2 separate regions of the Homo sapiens genome follow, and region 1 is linked to region 2. Evidence: read pairs that join two places in POLR2A ChIA-PET (ENCODE). Cell type or tissue: MCF 10A. All regions are shown on one strand.

Region 1 (8,000 bases), 220 kb after region 2:
GGAGGCTGAAATGGGAGAATCACTTGAGCCCAGGAGTTCAAGGTTTTGGTGAGCTGTGATTGAGCCACTGCACTCCAGCCCATCTCAAAAAAAAAAAAAAAAAAAAAAAAAGCTTTCACTTAAATATTTTTAGGAAATAAAAAAATGAGCTAGGCATGGTGGTGGGCGCCTATAGTCCCAGCTACTCAGGAGGCTGAGCAGGAGAATTGCTTGAACCTGGGAGGCGGAGGTTGCAGTGAGCCGAGATCGCGCCACTGCACTCCAGCCTGGGCGACAGAGTGAGACTCTGTCTCAAAAAACAGAATAAAATAATAATAAACTCATTGTGTGTCAACATAAATAACATACATAAATAACTTTTGCTAGTATCTGAATGTTGGCGTACTCCCCAAAATTCATATGTTGAAACCTAATCCCCAAGGTGATGATATTAAGAGGCGGGGTGTTTGGGAGGTAATTAGGTAATGAAGGTTCCACCCTTATCGAGGGATTAGTGCCTTTGTAAAAGAGGCTTGAAGGAGCTTCCTTGCTCCTCACACCTTGTGAGGACACAAAGAAGGAGCCATCTATGAGGAACAGGCTTTCACCAGACACCAAAATTGCTGACACCTTGATCATGGACTTCCCGATCTCCAGAATTGTGAAAAATAAATTTCTGTTGTTTATATATTACTCAGCCTAAGGTATTTTGTTATAGCAGCCCAAACATACTCAAACACTTTTATGAAACACAACTACATTTCAAAAGGAAAAAGAAGTTGGTGAGAAAAGAGCAGCTTTGTTTTACATTTTTACAAATCTTATTCATCTCTGGCTTCACAGAAGACAGCTGGATTCTCATAACTGGTGCTGCATGTAGTCTAGTGTGATATCAGTCATTCTGTAGCCTCTGGAACATTCCACATTTTGTGATAGAACAAGAGTGAAAATGGCATGTAAGCACTATAACAGTTCACAGATAATTTTTTATTATTATTATTTTGTTAAGATGGAGTCTTGCTCTGTTGCCAGGCTGGAGGGCAGTGGTACGATCTCAGCTCATTGCAGCCTCCGCCTCCCGGATTCAAGCAATTCTCCTGCCTCAGCCTCCTAAGAAGCTGGAATTACAGGTGTGAGCCACTGTGCCTGGCCTAATTTTTATATTTTTAGTACAGATGGGGTTTCACCATGTTGGCCAGGCTGGTCTTGAACTCCTGGCCTCAAGGGATCTGCCTGCCTTGGCCTCCCAAAGTGCTGGGCTTATAGGCATGAGCCACTGTGCTCAGTCCAAATTTTTTTTCTTTTCTTTTCTTTTTGAGACAGAGTTTCACTATTTTTGCCCAGGCTGGAATGCAGTGGCGCGATCTCGGCTCATCGCAATCTCTGCCTTCCAGGTTCAAGCAATTCTCCTGCCTCAGCCTCCCAAGTAGCTGGGATTACAGGCATCTGTCACCACACTCGGCTAATTTTTGTATTTTCAGTAGAGACGGGGTTTCATCATGTTAGTCAGGCTGGTCTTGAACTCCTGACTTCAGGTGATCTGCCTGCCTCGGCCTCTCGAAGTTCTGGGATTACAGGCGTTAACCACCATGCCCGGCTTATTTTCTTTTTTAAAAAAAATTTTTGGGACCGGGCGCGGTGGCTCACGCCTGTAATCCCAGTACTTTGGGAGGCCGAGGCGGGTGGATCACGAGATCAGGAGATCGAGACCATCCTGGCTGACGCAGTGAAACCCCGTCTCTACTAAAAATACAAAAAATTAGCCGGGCGTAGTGGCGGGCACCTATAGTCCCAGCTGCTCAGGAGGCTGAGGCAGGAGAATGGCATGAACCCGGGAGTTGGAGTTTGCAGTGAGCCGAGATTGCGCCACTGCACTCCAGCCTGGGCGACAGAGCGAGACTCCGTCTCAAAAAAAAAAAATTTTGGGGCTGGGTGCAGTGGTTCACGCCTGTAATCCCAGCACTTTGAGAGGCCAAGGCGGGTGTATCACCTGAGGTTGGGAGTTCGAGACCAGCCTGACCCACATGGGGAAACCCTGTCTCTACTAAAAATACAAAAATTAGCTGGGCATGGTGGCAGGTGCCTGTAATCCCAGCCACTGGGAGGCTGAGGCAGGAGAATCTCTTGAACCGGAAAGACAGAGGTTGCGTTGAGCTGAGATCGTGCCATTGCACTCCACCCTGGGCGACAGAACGAGACTCCGTCTCAATCAATCAATCAATCAATCAATGAAAATAGTTTAGATTTCACAGACCCGCTGAAAGGGTCTCTGGGACCTCTGATATTCCCAGACCACACTTTGGGGACCCCTGTTGTAGCATTATGCCAGAGGACTCTGCTTGGTCCTGTTCAGCATTCTCACTACCTGCTAGGACAAAATAATCAATGTTTACCACTTTGGCAGATGATGCAAACTGGGAAGGGAATTATTACAAAAGATGACAGAATTAAAACTTTTAATTATTTCAGCTGACCAGAATCAAACAGAATTAAATTGTATGTGGGATATCTTGCATTTACGTTTTGCTTTATTTTAAATTAGTTGCACGTGTACTAGAAGCATGGGATGGAAGGAACTGGCCAGATAGCAGTTTGTATGAAAAAGATCTGGTGGTTTAGGCCAACCACAAGCTAAATATGAACCAACAGCTTGTAACATAATGTCAAGAAGTGTAACCATTGAACTGGGACAGACGGGCTGAGGGTTACTTGGAGGAGGGGTGGGTAGAGGAGGGAGTAGTTACATTTTCTTTGCTCCAGCCATTCTCACATTTGCTCTGACTCTCTGAACACTGCTTGCCCCCAGCAGTTTGCTCTGTCAAGAGGCCTCTGTCCAGGGGTCTGCTTGCTTCTGTAAAACACTAGAGCTCAATCTCAGCATCACTTGCAGTCTTCTTCAACATCACCCTTTGGAACTTGGCATGGCCACCTGGGACTCAACTCTTCCTGGCCTGGCCCACAGGAAGAACGGGTCATGGCTTCTTCCTGCTTGTCGCCAAGACGGTGTCTTTGTGCCTTGTGAAATGATTCCATCCCTTCCCTCTTGGGTCAAGAGAGAAGTTCCTCCCAAGATCAGCAAGGATGGCCCCGACTGGCACACACTTCAAGAAGGTGATGATTTCTCCTATTCTGCTCCGGTCTAAGTCAGTCAAGAATGGCATTCTAATCTTGTTACCGGAAAGGGGTCCCGATCCAGACCCCAAGAGAGGGTTCTTGGACCATGCGCAAGAAAGAATTTGAGGCAAGTCCACAAAGTGAAAGTCCACAAAAAGAAAGCAAAGGAATAAAAGAATGGCTACTCCATAGGCAGAGCAGTGGCTTGAGCTGCTCGACCGAGGATACTTACTGTTACTTCTTGATTATATGCTAAGCAAGGGGTGGATTATTCATGAGTTTTCTGGGAAAAGAGTGGGCAATTCCCAGAACTGAGGGTTCCTCCCCTTTTTATTTTTTTAAATTTATTTTTATTTATTTATTTATTTTATTTATTTATTTATTTATTTATTTATTTATTTTTATACGGAGTCTCGCTCTGTCACCCAGGCCGGAGTGCAGTGGCGCGATCTCGGCTCACTGCAAGCTCCGCCTCCCAGGTTCACGCCATTCTCCTGCCTCAGCCTCCCAAGTAGCTGGGACTACAGGCGCTCGCCACCACAGGCTAATTTTTTGTATTTTTAGTAAAGACGAGGTTTCACCATGTTAGCCAGGATGGTCTCGATCTCCTGACCTCGTGATCAACCCGCCTCGGCCTCCCAAAGTGCCGGGATTACAGGCGTGAGCCACCGCGCCGGCCTCCTCCCCTTTCGAGACCATATAGGGTAACTTCCTGATGTTGCCATGGCATTTGTAACTGTCATGGCGCTGGTGGGTGTGTCTTTTAGCATGCTAATGCTTTATAATTAGCGTATAATGAGCAGTGAGGACAACCAGAGGTCACTCTTGTCACTATCTTGGTTTTGGTGGGTTTTGGCTGGCTTCTTCACTGCAACGTGTGTTTTTTGTTTGTTTGTTTGTTTGTTTGTTTTTGAGACAGAGTCTCTCCCTGTCGCCCAGGCTGGAGTGTTCACAGCAACCTCCGCCTCCCGGGTTCAAGCCATTCTCCTGGGTTCAAGTGATTCTCCTGCCTCAGCCTCCCGAGTAGCAAAAGGCGCACGCCACCATGCCCAGCTAATTTTTGGTATCTTTAGTAGCGATTTCACCATGTTGGCCAGGTCGAACTCCTGACCTCGTGATCCGCCCGCCTCGGCTTCCCAAAGTCCTGGGATTACAGGCGTGAGCCACCGCGCCCAGCCACCTGCAACATGTTTTATCAGCAAGGCCTTTATGACCCGTATCTTGTGCTGACCTCCTGTCTATTCCTGTGACTAGAATGCCTAGCCTCCTAGGAACGTAGTTCAGTAGGTCTGAGTCTCATTTTACCCAGCCCCTATTCAAGATGGAGTCGCTCTGGTTCAAACCCCTCTGACAGTCTGGGAAAATTACTCACTCCATTAATGACCTGAAAAAATTCCAGAGGATGATGGAGGCAGAGAATAGGCTCTGGAGTCAGGTGTAGGTACAAATCCCTTCTCTGTCACTTGCCAAATGCATGCCCACTGCACAAGTTACTTAAACTCTATGAACCTCAGTTTGCTCATTTCATTTATATAATGAAAGTAATATTGGGTATTATGAAGGCTGAGTGAGATAATTCATATCAAGTGCTTATCATAGTATCTGGCACATAATAATCATTTATTAAATATTAATTGTATAAATTGTATTTTGTCTCAATTTTTTTTTTTTTTTTTAGATAGAGTCTCTCTATGTTGCCAGGCTGGAGTGCAATGGCATGATCTTGGCTCATTGCAACCTCCGCCTCCTGGGTTCAAGCCATTCTCCTGCCTCAGCCGCCCGAGTAGCTGGGACTACAGGTGTGCGCCACCACACCCAGCTAATTTTTCTATTTTTGGTAGAGATGGGGTTTCACCATGTAGGCCAGGATGATCTTGATCTCTTGACCTCATGATCCACCCCTGACTCGGCCTCCCAAAGTGCTGGGATTACAGGTGTGTGCCACCTCACCCGGCCAATTTTTTTTTTTTTTTTAAGACTGAGTCTCACTCTGTTGCCCAGGCTGGAGTGCAATGGCGTGACCTTGGCTCACTGCAACCTCTGCCTCCAAGGTTCAAGCAATTCTCCTGCCTCAGCCTCCCAGGTAGCTGGGATTACAGGCACGCACCACCATGCCTGGCTGATTTTTTTTTTGGTATTTTTAGTAGAGACGGGGTTTCGCCATGTTGGCCAGGCTGGTCTCAAACTCCTGACCTCAGGTGATCCAGCCACCTCAGCCTCCCAAAGTGCTGGGATTACAGGCGTGAGCCACCATTCCTGGCCTGTATCAAAAATTTTAAAGGGAAACCTGATCCGAAGAGGCACCTTTCTGCCTACAACACAGGCCCTTTCATCAGCTGACCACAGGAGGGGTGCTCCATGGAGCCCCAGGGCCACAGGCATCTCCATTTCAGAAGAGGAGTTCTGCCCTACAGGTACATAACTAAAAGTCCCTTCCAGAGGGTTTTCCTAGAATGAAAATGGATTAACTTCAGCTTTGAAATGACAAATTTCATTTCCTCTCCATTCCTATAAAAGCTTCAAAGATTTCAGGGTCAATTTTCTGTTGGGGCTCAAGCTCCAAGGGTCTGTGTGTGTGCATCCCCTGGATTCCCCAAGAAGAAGAACCCGGCCCAAGACCTCCATGCAGCCAAGCCTGTCTCTACCAAAAGCCAAAGCTTGGGCGAGAATACAGATGGAGGCTCATAGACCATATACCTGATAGTTACAAGTTATAAAGAGACTATTAGACCAAATATGGTTTATCCTCCTGTGATATTCTGAAATATATATTTGGTCTTTATCACCATTTCCCAGCATACAACTCCTAAAATCCTGGGAATCTACAAAGTGCTGTGTTTTGTTTTTTGCTTTTTTGTTTTGCTTTTTCTTTTGTGAGACGGAGTCTCCCTCTGTTACCCAGGCTGGAGTGCAATGGCACAATCTCACTCAACGTCCACCTCCCGGATTCAGATGACTCTCCTGCCTCAGCCTCCCGAGTAACTGAGATTACAGGTGCCCGCCTGTCACCAACATGGTGAAATCCCGTCTCTACTAAAAATACAAAAATTAGCTGGGCGTGGTGGTGTGCCTGTAATCTCAGCTACTCGGGAAGCTGAGGCCGGAGAGTCCCTTGAACCTGGGAAGCGGAGGTTGCAGTGAGCCGAGATCACGCCACTGCACTCCAGTCTGGGTGACAAGAGCAAAACTCCATCTTGGAAAATAAAAAATAAAAAAAGAACTAGGAAGCCAGCTGGAATTTAGAATTCTTGGACTCCTCAGTTTCTCCTCGGAATGTGGAAGTGCAGAGAGGTCTGGCCTGTCACAGTCAAGTCCCGCTCTTCCATTCTGTAACCGCCCAAGGGGTTCACCTTGCCTGCTGCCAATTAATCAGAGCTCTTTTATGTATAAACATCACACACACACACAACACATATAAATACAGACAGACAGAAGATTCAGCACTTGTAAGATTTTTCATTTGCCAGTTTCTTAATTGGATTACTGAGAGTGATTTAATTTATACTTCAAAAAGATTACTCTTGGCCGGGCATGGTAGCTCATGACTGCAATCTCGGCACTTTGGGAGGCCGAGGAAGGAGCATCGCTTGAGACCAGGAGTTTGAGACTAGCCTGGCCAACATAGTGAGACCCTGTCTCAAAAAAAAAAAAAAAAAAAAAGATGACTCTGGCTGCTGTGAGCAGAAAGGATTGTGGGGTGCACAGTGGAAGCAGGGAGACTAGCTGGGAGGTAGGGGCAGCAGTCCCAGAGTGAGAGAATGATGGTCTGGACTAAGATCAGGGCTAAGATCAGGTCTGGACTAAGATCTCCCTGTGGCCAGGGAGAAAGTGCACGAATGGAGGCAGCATCTGCGGGACTTGCTGTTGGGTTCCATGTGGGCGAATATGAGGAAGAAAGAGATGTCAAGAATAACTGGCCTCTTCTCTCCAGTGATGACCACATCCTGTCTGTCATAGCTGCCTTTGCCATATGTGGTCCCTATAACATATTTAAAATGTTGGTGTTCTCAAATTTGTTGATGTTTGCCTTTGTTATTTTTTTCATTATTTTTAAAATCTCAAGTCATTTCTCATTTCAAAACCTCCTATTATTTGGCCGGCTCAGTGGGTCATGCCTGTAATCCCAGCACTTTGGGAGGCGGAGGCGGGCAGATCACTTGAGGTCAGGAGTTCGAGACCAGCCTGGCCAACATGGTGAAACCCCGTCTCTACTAAAAATAAAAAAATTAGCCAGGTGTGGTGGTGCATGCCTATAATCCAAGATACTCGGGAAGCTGAGGCAGGAGAATAGCTTGAACCCGGGAGGCGGAGGTTGCAGTGAGCCGATGGTGCTACTGTACTGTATGGGTGACATACAGAGCAAGACTCTGTCTCAAAAATAAATAAATAAATAAACTCTCATATTATTTACCTATAATTTTTTCTTTTTTTAAATTAAAAATTAATTTTGGTATAAGAAATATTCTTCAAACTACTGGTAGCTATTCACTAGTGAGTTATTAGATCAATTTACTGGGCAGACACCAGAATTTTCTTTTTAATAATATAGGAATAGAATAGAATAGAATAGAATAGATCAGAGTCCATCTGACATAATAAGGATAAATATTGCTTTATAAACTTTTGTTTTAATTATTAATTTATATTCAGGCGAGATGTTCCACATATTTCTTACTGTGGGTCATAGTCCAAAAAGGTTTAAAAGCCTCTTTATAAAATGAAATAATAAAATCTGGTTATTTTAGTCCAAAACTGTAAGCAATTTTCCCAGTATTATTGAAAGACTAGTCTTCTCTTTCACCACTGATTTATGAGTCCTTCTTTAGCATGTATTACATTTTGGGGTTTTTTTGAGACAGAGTCTCACTTTATACCCCAGGCTGGAGTGCAGTGGCACAATCTTAGCT
Region 2 (8,000 bases):
CTGGGCATTCAAGGACTGGCAGCAGCCCATCCTGCTGATAAACAGCCAAGGGCTGCCTGAGGGTAACTTGGAGCTGAGGTGGGGACAAAGAGGGCCGTGTCCTTGGTCTACCTCTTCTCCATGTATGTCTGTGGTTGGGTGTCTGGTCCCTGTGGGCTCATGGGTCTGTTTTCCAGCACTGTCTGTCTGCATACATGCCCACCTGTCTGTATGCTAGACTGTGTTTATCTGTGAGTGTGCATCAGTGTGCATTTGTGCATGTCAGGGCTGGTGTCTCTGTACTTGCCTATTAATGCAGGGCCAGGGCACATGTTGTATCCTTGTGTGCCTGTGCATCAGTGCTGGTGTGTCAGTATGTGTCCTTGTGTCTGTAGATCTGTGTGTACCTGCGTCAGGACGAGCAACTGAGTTTATCTGTGTCTCATTGTGGTCTGTAGTCTGCTTAACAGTGTGTTTCTGTATGTGTTTAGTGTGTTACTGTGGGTCCATTTGGTGTGTTCCTGTGTGTCCTGGGGTAGACTGAAAAAAGAAAGGAACAGGAAGATGGAAGGGGCTGTCCCAGAAGTGGGCAGGAAGAACCAGGCTGTTATGCCATGTGGGCATGTGGCACAACAGCCTCGTTCTTCCTGCCCACTTCTGGGGCACCTTGTTTCCCTCTGCCTCCCCTAGGTCTTGGGGTCAGGCCTCTCCTGACTTGACACTGATGTCCTAGCCCCCTGTAACCCTGCTCTCCCTCCTGACAGGATACTGAACCTGGCTCTATCCCCACCAGGGCTCAGCTTCCTCCCCTTCATGTCCTGCTCTGTCCATCCTCCCCAGGAACGCCAGCGCCTGGAGACCATCCTGAACCTGTGTGCCGAATACAGCCGGGCTGATGGGGGACCTGAGGCTGGGGAGCTTCCCAGCATTGGGGAGGCCACCGCAGCATTGGCACTGGCAGGCCGGAGGCCCTCACGAGGCCTTGCAGGGGCCTCTGGGCGGAGCAGCGAGGAGCCTGGCGTTGCCACCCAACGCCTATGGGAGAGTATGGAGCGCTCAGATGAGGAAAATCTCAAGGAGGAGTGCAGCAGCACTGAGAGCACCCAGCAGGAGGTGAGATGGAGGGGTAGGCAAGACAAAGAGGCTGAAGTTGGACCTGCTGGGGGCAGAGGAGGCTGGTGTATCCAATGCCAAGGTCCAGTGAGGGGAAGGATCAAGTTTGGGAAGAGATTAGAGAGCAGAGGTGCAGAAATGAGACAAGGAAGAGAAGGGAGGTGTTGATGAGCTTCCCAAGCTGTAAATATGCTTTATGACCTGCCTTTCCATGGGGCCCCACCCAGGCCTGGCACTCAGTGGTAAATATTCTCTTCCGCAGAGCCCTTATTGCTCCCCTCAAAGGTGGGGGTTGCGGGGGGGCAGGGAATTAGCCTCCTGTCTCAGTCCAGCTATTCCTCAGCAAGTGCCTGGAGGAACAGGTGATCCATTTTCTTAGTCTGATTCCAAAAGGCTCTAGGCTTCCTCAGTTGATAGCTTCCCTCCCCTCCAGCACGAAGATGCACCTAGCACCAAGCTCCAGGGAGAGGTGCTAGCCCTGGAAGAAGAGCGGGCTCAGGTGCTGGGGCACGTGGAGCAGCTCAAGGTCCGTGTGAAGGAGCTAGAGCAGCAGCTGCAGGAGTCAGCCCGAGAGGTGAGCCGTGAAGTCCCTAGCTGGACTCTTCCCTAGGCCAACTGAAGGCCCCAGAGAGGGGCCACAGTCAGCTGCTTTGATGGGGACCCTGGTGTCTGCCCCCAGGCCGAAATGGAGCGGGCACTGCTGCAGGGAGAGAGGGAGGCAGAGCGGGCACTGCTGCAGAAGGAGCAGAAGGCAGTGGATCAGCTGCAGGAGAAGCTGGTGGCCTTGGAGACAGGCATCCAGAAGGAGAGGGACAAGGTAACCCACACCTGGCCCAGCTTAGTGCTGGGTACCAGTGGCCTGGGAGAGAAGGAGAAATGTCTTCTCTGGGGCCCTGTACCCTTCACCTCATCATCCATTCTGCAGTACAAGTGGTCTCTGTGGCTTTCCAGAGACAGAGTGACTTCTCCTCCTCTGTGGAAGGAACCAGCTTGGAGGGCACTGCCAGGGGCTGGGCTGGTGTCTGGGGTCTCCTCTGTCTGGGTCTGTGTGCTACCTCTGGGTGCCTGCCATCCTAGGCCCTTTATGGCCCTTCTAGGAAGTGCCAAAGCCCCTTCTTGGGCAGTGAGCACAGCCCAAGGGACTGACATTGGGGAGTGATTCAAGTTCGGGTCCCACCATCTGGAGAACATCTCCCTCCAAGCATGCCACAAGTGCTTACGTTGTGATCTTTGGGAGATGGCCCTCGGGCCTCTGCTTCCCTTGAGCCTTCAGGATCTGCAGCCTCCCATCCCAGGTGATCCTAGCTCCTGCCCCTGCCCCTTTCAGATTTCGTGCCAGCCTGCAGGGGCCACTCCCAGATGCCCAACACCGTGCCAAAAGCTCTGAAGTGGAGAGGGGTCATCTATTTCTGGATCTGACAGTATTTTTCCAATAATTTAATTTTCCTTCTGGATTTTTTGAGTTTCTTCCTCCTGCCCTCAATTTTGAGAATCTTAAAAATTCTTTGACCCTTTTTTTTTTTTTTTGGAGCTTTGGCTCTGGCCCCCAAAACCACACTCCCAAATTCTGTGCCAAATTAACTCCACGCTTGCCAACTAGGCCTACACTAACGTCCCTTCTAATCACTGACTTGGGCTTTCCGCATGCCCCTAACTGCCAGTGCCACCCAGGTAGGGCTGAGCCATGCCCGCTTTTGCACTAACTCAGTGGGTGCCTCTGTGCCCCTGGCCTCTCTCCTCTAATGCTGCCTCCTTCTTTTCTTGGTGTGGGACCCCAGAGTTTTTATATGAAAGGAATTGGCAGGAGGATTGGTAGCTCAACTTTACTCAAGGGGGCATTGGCAGGAGGGGTATGAGGGTGGGGGAAATGCTTGGCTGTGGAGCTGCTCAGACTGAAGAGTTCTTTCCATTGGAAATGCCTAGGCTGCTGTCTTAGGCTACTGTCTGAGGACAGCATGAGATAACCCAAGGAAGCTTCCTGGCAGCTTCCTGCACAGCAGAGTAGGCTGTCTTCCACCTATTCCCCTGCCTGCCCTCTGGAGCCAAGGAGTAAGGAGGCCCAGTTGTGGGCGTGGTCTTGGAGGGCTTGAACAGGACCTCTCTGCCAACATAGTGGCTACCCTTCCTAGCTTTCCCTTGGGGCTTCCCAAATTCAGATACCCATCAGAGGTTGGTAATGGGTAGCCCCTACTCTTCTCCTCACTCCTGAGCCACCTATAACACAGGGTATTTTAAAGGCTGAGTCCAAGGATGAGGAAGCACCTAGACCCCAGGAACTGGCCTGATTAGGTCCTCCTCTCTGGGGATGGGTAGATGAGTTGGGTAGAGGGATGGGAGTGACTGGGTTCAGCATAGGGCCTCACTCCCAGGGATAAAGCTCAGCATTTCAGAAGGAACCTGCCTAACCTCATTTCCCACTGACCTGGAGTTTTTTGGAGGCCTAGACTTCGCTTTCTCTGTGGGGAAGAGAGGTTATTCGAGGCTGTGGTAGTGATGGTGGTGGTGGTGATGGTGGTAGTGATGGCAATGGTGTGGAGGGTTCACTTGGCTTCCCTCCCCTGCCCTCAGCCCATGGCTCCACTCTGGCTTTGGAATCAGTAACCACAGTTTCTCCTCTGCCTGTCCTTTGAGGGGTGACTCACCAAACCCTCCCCTCGTCCCCCTTCCCACCCTCAGAGGTGTCATCTCACCCCAGAAAGAACCGTCCACCCCCTCTGTACCCACTCCTGGGACTCATTACCATGGAAACAGCCCGAACTAATTGCAACCCTCATCCCTGAAGTTCAGCCTGCAGGGCCAACACCCCACCCCGACCCTGGGCAGGAGGGGAGGGAGGCCAAGGGTGTTGGGTTGGGGTCCCCTCTGCCACACTGCTTTAACATCCTCAGCTCCTGATTGACGCCCAACCCTGGATTTAACCCTCACCATCACTACCCTTTTTCCCTGGGTTAAATTTTGGTCTCTGGGCTGTAGTAGAAGGGGAGGGATGAGAGCTGGAGGCTCTGTGATGCAGAACCAGCCTTGACTGGTTTGGAGAGAAAACAGAGGGCCTTTTCTCGAGACCTACCCAACAATTTCAGTTCAAGGGACTTCAGGAGACCAAAATCTGTGCCCTGCCCCCACACCTCTGCCTGTGTTACCTCATCCCCTGCACCTCTGACTGCCGTGTTACCTTCAGCTCCTGGCCTTGGGCCCTCTCCCTCTTCACCTCTTTCCCTCCTCACTTTCCCTTTCTGCCCTTTTCTTTCTCCTCGCCTGGTTATTCTCCTCTTTGATTCTAGCCTTTTTTTCTCCTCTCTCAACCCCCATTGCCGACCCCCATTCTGTCCCGCCCTGGCCGCCCTCCCGCGCTCCCCTCCCGCCGCTGCCGGGCCGGAGTTGAGGAGTGTGTGTTCTGTTTCTCCCCTGTGCCCCGCCCTCTCCCTCGCCCTCCCGCCGACCAGGAGAGGGCGGAGCTGGCCGCGGGACGGAGGCACCTGGAGGCCCGCCAGGCGCTCTACGCCGAGCTCCAGACGCAGCTCGATAACTGCCCCGAGTCAGTGCGGGAACAGTTACAGGAGCAGCTGAGAAGGGTCAGTTCCACCGCCCCCCCTCCCCCGGCCCCGCGGGCCACGCCCCAGAAGGAAGAGAGGAGAGCGGTGGGACGGGACCACCTGGCCTCTGCAGTACCTGCCGGACACCAGGGTCGGTGCTGCGGTTTGGAGGGAACCGGGAAGGTTGGGGAATCAGCGCTCCAGGCCATGATGCCCGCAAAAGGGCAAGGCCAAGTACAGCGGGAGCTGGGGGGAGGCAGGTTTCTTACCCAATTTCCCCGGGTCCAGCCCCATACAACGCATGCCCCTGTGGCCTGGTCTTCCAGGCCCAGAGTGGCATTGCAAGCACCACCCAACCCCCTTTGTCACTGTCGTTGAAGGAGGCAGAGGCCCTGGAGACTGAGACAAAGCTCTTTGAGGACTTGGAGTTCCAGCAGTTGGAGCGGGAGAGCCGCGTGGAGGAGGAGCGCGAGCTGGCCGGCCAGGGGCTGCTCCGGAGCAAGGCTGAGCTGCTCCGCAGCATCGCCAAGAGGAAGGTGTGCCCCACCTCGTTCCCTGCTGCGTGCTGTTGGAGGCCAGTGACCTGGGTTTGAATCCCAATGACCTCACAAAAGTTAACTTCGTCTTTTGTGCCTGGATTTCCTTGTCTGTAAAATGAGAATTACAACAGGTTGTTGTGAGAATTAAACAAGATGTAAAGACAGAATAGGATGTGATTGTAATGAGCACTCGGTGAAGAATAACTATTATTAAGCTCTGACTCCCCTCAGTCTTCCAGTGGAAAGTGGATTCTGCTCCCATTCAGAGCTTGGCACTGGCCCAGCAGGAAGGTGAAAGATGGAGGAGGAGGAGGCTTGCCCCTGTGCTTGCAGAGCTCTTGTCTGGTGGAAGTGCTGGGACACACAGAAAGATTTGAGATCTGGATATTAGAGCCAGCTAGGGGCCCTAGAAAGGGCATTCATTTCGGTTCCAGCCATGGCTCAGCCCTGCCTTGGCTGAGCTATAAAACAAGGGTTATTGGGTATTGTGGCCTGGCCAGCTGTGACACGCTAGCTAGATACTGTGATCACCTGCTCTTGATCTCAGCCAGACCACAGGATGGTGGCACAGGTGACTGTGTATGTTTGGGGAGTAAAGCTGGGAGGAGGTATGTGTTAGTAAGGGTTGGGAAGAGGTGAGGGAGGGATTGGAGAGGATGGCTCAAGCAGCTTCCACCCTTATGGCTGAAGCTTGTGGCCATGCACATGCACACATGCATGTACATTTTGCTTGGCTGGAGTTAGTGTGGGGGAAGTGAGGGTGGTGAGATTGGGGAGGGGTGTCTAAAATTGGTGACGTAGGGGATTTGCTGGTTAGCCTGGGGTTGGTGGTAAGTGGGGAGCTGCTGGACTTTCCTTGAGTCCAGATCCCATGCTTCTCTCCCTGAGCTGCTGTCTTACAAACGCACTTTCTGGATGTAAGACTGACTGATGAAAGGAGGGAAGAAAATTGACACACCTAAGCACATGGGTGTGTGTCAGGCACCTTGCTGGGAGCCTTCCTTGGATTACCTCAATGCTGTCCTTAGGACGGTATCACAAGACAAGTGCTGTTATTCCCATTTTATAGACAAGGAAACTAGGAGTAGGAGAAGCTACACATTTTGCCCAAAGCCTCCCATTATATAAGCTTCAGAGTCAGAATTGGAACCCAGGCCTGTTGGCCCAAATCCCACGTTCCTTCGACTGTACTGCACTGAGGCTAGGGGCGGGCACTTCTCTAGCCTCTTCCTCTTTCTTTCTGGAGGGAATGCGGTAGGGAGCTGTAGATCAGCTAATCTCATCCCTTTGGGGTTCTGGTGAGTATAAGCTCCAGGGAGTTTGGGAGGGCTTGGCAGTAGTGGATTCCTCTTCCCACACCCACCCTGCCTCCTGGGAAACCGGAGCTCAGCCCCTAGGACCTGGGGTGTCACATTCTTCCCCATGCTCCTCCTTAGGAACCTTATCCAGCTTTCATCCTCAGACCCTAGTGTCCCACCCTAGGCTCTGTCTGCCCTGGTGCCCTGTGCTCCCCTGCCCTTTCCACTCTGATTCAGAGTGACTCAGAGTACTGGTCTGGGAGTCCAATAGATGATTCTAATCCGTGCTCTACCACTTAGCTGGCTAAGAGATCTTAGCTCCTAAATATGTTGGTGTTCTCACCTATAAAATGGGTATAAATGCACCTGCCTCATAAAGGAGCTTATTAAATTACGTAACAAATGCAAAACATTTAGCAGAGTTCCTGGCTCCTAATGGGTTCTTAGTAGATGGCAGCTCTTGCGGTGAGGATTACTGCCTAGCCTACTTTGTTGTTGTTGTTGATTTTGAGACAGAGTCTCGCTGTTGTCGCCCAGGCTGGGTTGCAATGGTGTGATCTCACCTCACTGCAACCTCCACCTCCCAGGTTCAAGCGATTCTCCTGCCTCAGCCTCTCAAGTAGCTGGGATTACAGGTGCCCCCCCAACCCCACACCTGGCTAATTTTTGTATTTTTGGAAGAGGTGGGATTTCACTCTGTTGGCCAGGCTGGTCTCAAACTCCTAACCTCAGGTGATCCAGCCTCCTCAGCCTCCCAAAGTGCTAAGATTACAGGCATGAGCCACAGCGCCCGGCCAGCCTACTTTGGTCTTTTCTTGGACTGACCCCAAATTTAGGACATCTCCCTTCTTTAACTCTTCCTTTCCCATGATTTGTTCCTAAAGATGGTGGTTTAAGGCCGCCTTCTTCAGGAAGCCCTCCTGGGATTAACCCAGCCCATTTTTCCCATCTCTCATCCTTCCCCCTTACTTACTATCTTTTCATTTCCTTTTAGCACATGATTGTTGAGCCAGGTACTGTTCTAAAAGCCCTATTGGGGGTATAAAGACAGAAAAGACAATGTGGATCTTACGTTTGGGGCAGGCTGGTGGTGGTGGTAACAGATATATTCACAAATAACAATAATAAAGGCAGATGGTGATACAGAAGAATGTGAGCACAGAGGAAGGAGCAAAGAAATCGGCAATCAAGGAAGGCTTTGGAGAGGAGATAGCATTTGGTCTAGTCTTAGATGATAAGTAAGCTCTTGATAGGTAGAGAAGATTGGAACAGCTCTCCTGGCCTAAGGAAGCGACATAAGAAAGGCCTGAGAGTTTACAGCTACACAGCTGAGTGTACAGTGTGGCTGAGCTGAAAGGACATGGAGGCTGTAAGAGGGAGGGGAGCTGCAAAGGGTTCGGGAGCCCCGAATGCCTGGTAAGGAGTTTGTGCTTTATCCTGTGTGTAATGAGGAGCCACTGAAAGATTTTGAGGAGAGGCATGATCTGACCTTACTTGTGGATTTTTAAAAAATTATTCAAGTAATATTCCTTTTTAGA

Evidence for each region. ChIA-PET counts read pairs that join two places held together with the same protein. Peaks named below come from ENCODE experiments on the same cell type or tissue, not always from the same donor. Only the 100,000 strongest peaks of a DNase experiment are listed, where the experiment ranks them.
Region 1: POLR2A ChIA-PET joins it to region 2 with 5 read pairs; 3 of 35 experiments call an interaction of 5 or more read pairs at or near these places.

The regions. Positions count from the first base shown.
Region 1 is chr11:118,849,515-118,857,514 of GRCh38, forward strand. No RefSeq gene overlaps it. Among named protein-coding and RNA genes, the nearest start is that of CXCR5, 30 kb to the right of the region's middle. RefSeq lists an enhancer at 6,911-7,000. In MCF 10A, no CTCF peak of the experiment used is centred here; no DNase peak of the experiment used is centred here.
Region 2 is chr11:118,630,388-118,638,387 of GRCh38, forward strand. PHLDB1 (pleckstrin homology like domain family B member 1) reads left to right here. Exons shown (of 23, transcript NM_001144758.3): 7 at 820-1,092; 8 at 1,526-1,666; 9 at 1,772-1,909; 10 at 5,006-5,161. Among named protein-coding and RNA genes, the nearest start is that of MIR6716, 9.6 kb to the right of the region's middle. RefSeq lists enhancers at 440-948, 949-1,456, 4,483-5,153. In MCF 10A, no CTCF peak of the experiment used is centred here; a DNase peak (open chromatin) is centred at 4,534.